Regions from separate parts of the Homo sapiens genome. Here region 2 is linked to region 1. The links are chromatin loops, found by intact Hi-C in ENCODE. Cell type or tissue: gastrocnemius medialis. All regions are shown on one strand. Links, peaks and the distances in the headings refer to the core of each region. The heading gives the core; the rest is flanking DNA.

The links. A loop is a pair of places that touch in the nucleus more often than their neighbours do. Peaks named below come from ENCODE experiments on the same cell type or tissue, not always from the same donor. Only the 100,000 strongest peaks of a DNase experiment are listed, where the experiment ranks them.
Region 2: it touches region 1 in a loop (8-fold over the local background); 47 of 110 quality-filtered maps call a loop at or near these places.

The regions. Positions count from the first base shown.
Region 1 is chr5:67,093,984-67,096,907 of GRCh38, forward strand. MAST4 (microtubule associated serine/threonine kinase family member 4) reads left to right here. Exons shown (of 29, transcript NM_001164664.2): 7 at 1,614-1,692. Among named protein-coding and RNA genes, the nearest start is that of MAST4-AS1, 91 kb to the left of the region's middle. In gastrocnemius medialis, for the core only: no CTCF peak of the experiment used is centred there; DNase peaks (open chromatin) are centred at 1,058 and 1,618; H3K4me3 peaks cover 676 bases; H3K27ac peaks cover 2,500 bases.
Region 2 is chr5:66,991,043-66,993,966 of GRCh38, forward strand. The region is part of intron 4 of MAST4 (microtubule associated serine/threonine kinase family member 4); the gene reads left to right. Among named protein-coding and RNA genes, the nearest start is that of MAST4-AS1, 12 kb to the right of the region's middle. In gastrocnemius medialis, for the core only: no CTCF peak of the experiment used is centred there; a DNase peak (open chromatin) is centred at 1,799; H3K27ac peaks cover 972 bases.

The DNA.
Region 1 (2,924 bases), core at 99-2,598:
ATGTTATTACAATTACTTTCTTCTTAAATCATTAACATTTTCAGTTGTTTAAAAGTATTTCAAAAGAACATATAATTTATCTCAATTTCTTTTATCTGGTATATTTACATACATCTTACTTTGCTTCTTTTTTTTAACATACTTGATTCATTTGTACTCCAATCATGGTACAGAAATGACAGGTAAATTTTACTAAAATCTTAACATTGTAGTAGTTCTGTGATTTGTCCACTTGAATTTTTCCGTCTTGTCTTTGTGGACCATTTGCATTTATTGGAGGTTACACCCATGGCAGCCTATAATTTTATTTTCCTACGAATATAAATTTAGGCTAAAATGTCAGTTTTTTACGTTAACATCTAACTGTGACGTTTCTCAAATTCAAGCCTAATGTTGTTGAATTCCCTAACTTCAATTTATTGTGAATGTATCCCTGGTAAATTTTGTCCACTCTTGTCACTTGGCAAGTTAACATAATAACAAACGTAATAACACGAATTACAAAATGTCCATATATGACACTGCAATCTTATTGACCTAAAAATGCAATGTTGCTTTTTTTAAAGTGTGTTTTTCCTTTTTTTTGCCCCTTGACAAATTTGCATAGAACATTCAAAATGTTCTGTGGCTTTTAAGGCACAGTCTTGCGTTTAAAGTAATAGCTCTGGAATGCCAGAGATTTCAGAAAATTTGCTTTCTGTTGTCCCCTTCCCTTTGCAGCAGTATTGTTTCTACTGCTGCATTCACTCATCTGAGACCCTTGTAATGACCCTTATCCACAGCCAAACTCCAACTGAGAAACCACCCATTCTATCATCACTTGAAGATAAAACCACCCTTTTCATGGCTCCTGCCAGCTTTGCCTCTAAGGCTGAGGCAAACAACTTTACTCTTTGCATTAAGTTCTATCACTGGTGGAGAAGGTTTCACTCTGCCCCCACTGTTGACTGGCCAGAGCTGGGCTGCATGCTCAAAGACTCTGCAGGAGGCTTTGCTGTAACAAGCCAGGTCATGTCCGAAGGCAGTAACTCTTAAGAGATTCTAAGCATAAGGTCAGTTACTTACTTAATGCTAAAGTTATTTGACACTTCAGGCCTGAGCCAGCCATGAGCCTAATGATCCCTTCTTCCCTAAGCATGATGAGTATAACTGTTCCTTGAAAATAATAAGCAGAAAGTGTTTCGGATGCAAAGAAAGTCCCCACAGGCCCTTGTGCCATGCTGGAAGTTAGCCCCTTCCAAAGATCATTTGCTCTGGTTATCAGCTTCCAGATGAGAGTGTTTTCCTCCTGCCTTTCTGTTCTTATTCATTTGAATCTGCTGAGTCTGACCATTGTAATTATCCCTGGTATTCATTTTGTCAAAGTATATTAGTGAGACATCAATAATATGGATCAACCCATTCCCTTTCTACTTGTTTGGTTGTATTGATTCAGTTTAAATAAAAGTCAACCTACTGTATAATGTTTGTTTACCCTGACCCTTGCTGAACATTTCCACATCCTCACAGACTATGTTTGTGTCATTTGTTTGACTAAAAATACTTAGTTTCCCTGGGGTTCCCATGTGACAGTACGCCAGTGTTGGCCTAAGCTAAACTCACTTTCTCAATAGGACTGATGGACGCCGCTGGTCGTTGGCTTCTCTCCCTTCCTCTGGCTATGGGACAAACACACCCAGCTCTACGGTCTCTGTAAGTGCCTGACTTTTTTTTTTTTTTTCTCTTCCTCACAACAACAGAGCTATTACACAGGCAGTGTTTTCTCTGGGTGTTTCCTGGTAGGGAGGAGAAGATAAATTCTGCATGTCTGCCACTCTGAATAAGTGACACATCAAATGATGGCCTGACAAAAATAAAAAGGACATACTTTCGCTGCAAGCTTTTAAACTGTAGTGCATAAATTGAGTAAGTTCCAGGATCACAAGTTTGGAGGAAACTGGAAGCTTTCATTTTAATAACATTTGGTGTAGTTCGGGGGGAAAAACACAATCTAGTTTTATTGCTTTGGTTCCATGCCAGTGACATTATGCTAAAAATGCCATTGAACTTCGATAGACTGGGTCTTTCTTCCTATGTGGCTTAGATAGAGGTTTGTTTTGTTTTGTTTTCTTTCTCCTTCAAAGAAAAAAAAAAGGCAAGTCTTAATTTGTCTGTGCCTTCTAGGTAAGAACTTTCTTTTAAGAAAGAATTAAAACAACTTAGAAGAAGGTTAAGATAAATAAAGACATAGTGGAATTATGAAAATAGGATAGAGGAAAATGGATACTCTTGCCCCAAACTATAACATTTCAACAAGAGACCTAGCAATTACTGGAAACAACTCAGTAGGTTAGATGTATGTTTTTTTAGTTTATGTTAGTGATCATGTGGGATAACTGTATCTGCAGGGCTATAGAAACAAGGTGGTCATTTAGAAGGGCCTAGTAGATTGCAGGTGTTCAATATATGGAGTGATCTGGCTCTCTTTGCACCAGCAAGGAATGTGGACCTAGAGCCTCATTTTGTCAAAATCTCTGGTTTATTGTTTAGGGATATCCATCTATTGTATTTTTGATAGCCCCCAGCACTCCATTAAGCACATAGGTTTAGCCACTTAATAACACTTGAATGACAAGAAACTACAGTTAAATAGATAAATTCTAACTGGTATCACCTCTGCCTTATACTGATGTATTTCCAGAATTCCAAGTATAATAATATAACGTAGATTTTCTGGAGTACCTTTAAAACCAAATTGTTAAAAGCTGTTGGGTTATTTTTACCATCTCTTTATGGTATTTCATTGAGCAGAGGTAATTTATTTTTCTATCCATTATTCCATTTTGTTGTGATATATGAGTCTATTGTCCATTTAGATCATATTTTTAGAAACATCCTAACAACCTTAAGTAGTTTCAGAGGCATATCAGCATCAGTAAAAGATG
Region 2 (2,924 bases), core at 320-2,819, 100 kb before region 1:
GTCCTAAACTGCTCTGAAGTATCAGTGGTTTGAGAGAAGGGATGTTACAGAGACTACAGGCATGAAACAGTCTGCTGATACTTTGCCATTAGAAAAACTGGCTGGCTGGTTTGCATATTCTGGTCTATTCATTTGTTCACTGTTTCCCACTTGTTCTTTCATTTGCTTCCCTTGGAGAGTAGCAAGTTGAAAAAAATTCAGTAGTTTTGGTATGGCTCATATTTACGAAATGCCAAAAAAGAACCAAGAGTTCTTTTTCCTTTCTCCTCGAAAATTGCCCTTGTTTGGATACTTACATGTTATATGATGGGCATAACCCCTGGGTCCCATGTTGATAGATGAGTGTTAGACTCACCCAGAATATTACCTGTCTTATATCTTTGAAGCACATACGAAATAGCCTTTGTGATTTGAGTGACTGGGCCAGTGTTCTCCATTATGTGCAGCAGGCTTCACTCCACAATAAAGCTGAAAGAACTTCACTCCCCAGTAAAGCTGAAAGTAACAGACAATACCTCAAGTTTTAGGTGCTTTACAGATACCTGGCAGCTCACTGAAGTATATCCAATCCTGTTTCTGGGACAAAATCACTGGATGGATCTTTCCGAGCCATGATTTTTGCAGTAATGTTTCTGAAGCTATAGCACTAGATACAAAGGATAAATAGAAAAATGATTATTTTGAAAGGGGAGAGAAAGGACTCTGGCAGTATCTGATGCCACTCTAGATGTTAAATGTGGTTATGTTTATCTTTTAGCCCCAGGCAGTTTATGGTTTAGGATTTTTGAACGATTGAAGGATGTGCCTCCATGAGCCCTCACCAGAGACAGCCTGGGCCTTCCTGCTTTTTTCTGTGTGTTTTGCATCAAGCAGTGTTATTTGAAGGTAGCTGCAGTTCCTTCAGGGAAGATGAGTTGGCAGCAAGGCAGACAGATACAGTCATGGAGCAAGTTACTAAAGACTTGTAAATCACTCTCAAGTTATATAATGTGATTTAATATATATTAAAACAATGATAGCAGAAATAAATAACTCATGTAGGATGAACTGTTTTCAGTTTTCCATGATGCCTGCAAATCTTTTTCTGTATGCATGCGTGATTTTATGATTGCAATCGTAATACAGGTGCACTTTTTTCTGTTGTTTTTTCATGTAATGCATTACCATGCTGCTATATAATCTTCATAATGATCATTTTTGGTGTCTGCATAATTAGTAAATAAGTCATCTACTCTTGATAACTATGAGGAAAATAAAAGAGATAGTGTCTATATCAAGAACTGATGTCCTTTTCAGTGTTTCGCATCTTCACTTCCGGTTTTCTCTAATGAAAAGAATTAGGGAGATGGAGTGATAGCTACCACTCCTTGGGAAGCCTGTCTCTAAATTCTGATGGGTAGCATCATCTACTAAACTCAGACTTCCGAAGTCATGGGCAGACTTTCCCCATCACCTATACCTTGCACTTTCATCTTAAAGTTTCAGTCCCCTTTAAACTGTAAAGCCAGCTAGATGGTCACATCTTCTAAGTTATCAACTAAACGTTAATTCTTACTTATCAATCTCATCTAAAGCCTTAGGTGAGATTGATTGTCTGTGCAATACAGGCAAGAACAAGATGTAGGAACGGGCAGTTGTGAAAGAGGAAGAAATGTGCTAGGAGAGGAGATGAACAGAGGGAACTGATTGTGAAACATTACTCAGATGAGCTGATCTGAAGTCTGTTCAACTTTGTAACTCCTCCTAAGTGCGACGGAAGGTTTCACTGGGTAAGCTGACATTTGTGAGCCAGGAGCCCCAGACTGTGAGGTGGTGGCCAGCAGATTGCAAACCTTGAGCACTGTTGATGTAGCACTCTTGATTCTCATCTTTTCTCTGCTATGGCTGTGTGTGTTGATCATGTTTCCAGCAGGATTGAGTTACTACCTTGGAAAAAGGTCACCCTGCTCAAGTTCATGTTTTTATTCATCTTTTTAGAGAAGACAAACTACACTTTACTTCAGCCATACTTATTGGGAAGGAAAGTAAAAACCCAATAGTGGCGTTTGGTTCATTTATTAATAAACCTTTTAAATATGCCTGAATATCATGGACTTTTTATTGATCATTTTATTACTCATTACGAAGATTGTCAATAATGACAGTGCTTTAAAAGAAAAATCATCCAGCCAATTGACAAAGGCAACCTGATTTTGGAAGCATCCCTCAGGGCTTATCTGTAGAAGTTGGAAAAATAGAAAAATAACTGTTTTTGTTTTTAGTTAACCTTAGAAAAATGTGTGTGCAACCATTCATTCCGCTGAGTGTCTGGTGTGTACTTTGAGACATACACAGATGAATAGAAACGGTCCTTGTACTTGGAGAGCTTTAAGCATAGTAGGGCATTAGACCTGTAAACACATAATTGTGCTGCAGTGGAATGACTGGTAAAAAAGAGGCATGCATATGAATAAAATTCATTGGGGAGCCAGGAGAAAAACCATTTATGTCTGCAGGAAAAGGTCAGGACCACTTTGCTGGAGAGGTGACCTTACAGCTCATGCTTGAAAGATGTGCAGGTTTCCAAGCAGAGGAGCTGGAAATTCTAGGAAGAGGAACAGGATGTGCAAAGGCAGTGAGGTGTGGCAGAGCTTACTGTGTCTGAGGAGCTTAAAGTAATCCAGTATTTCTGACAGGCACATAAACAACAGAGGGCACTTGTTAAGGGATGAGGCAGGAGAAATAACAAGGGATTATAGCATAAAATATTCCATTAAAAGAGGTTTTGATATTTTTGTGGAGTACCTCTCAAACTTTAAGAATCACCTGGACATTTTAGTAGAATGCAGATTTCTGGGCTGTACTTCCAGAATTATAGAATCAATGGGTGTGCAGAAGACCCCCCCCCCCACCCCACCAAATCTGCATTTCTAACAAGCACTCCA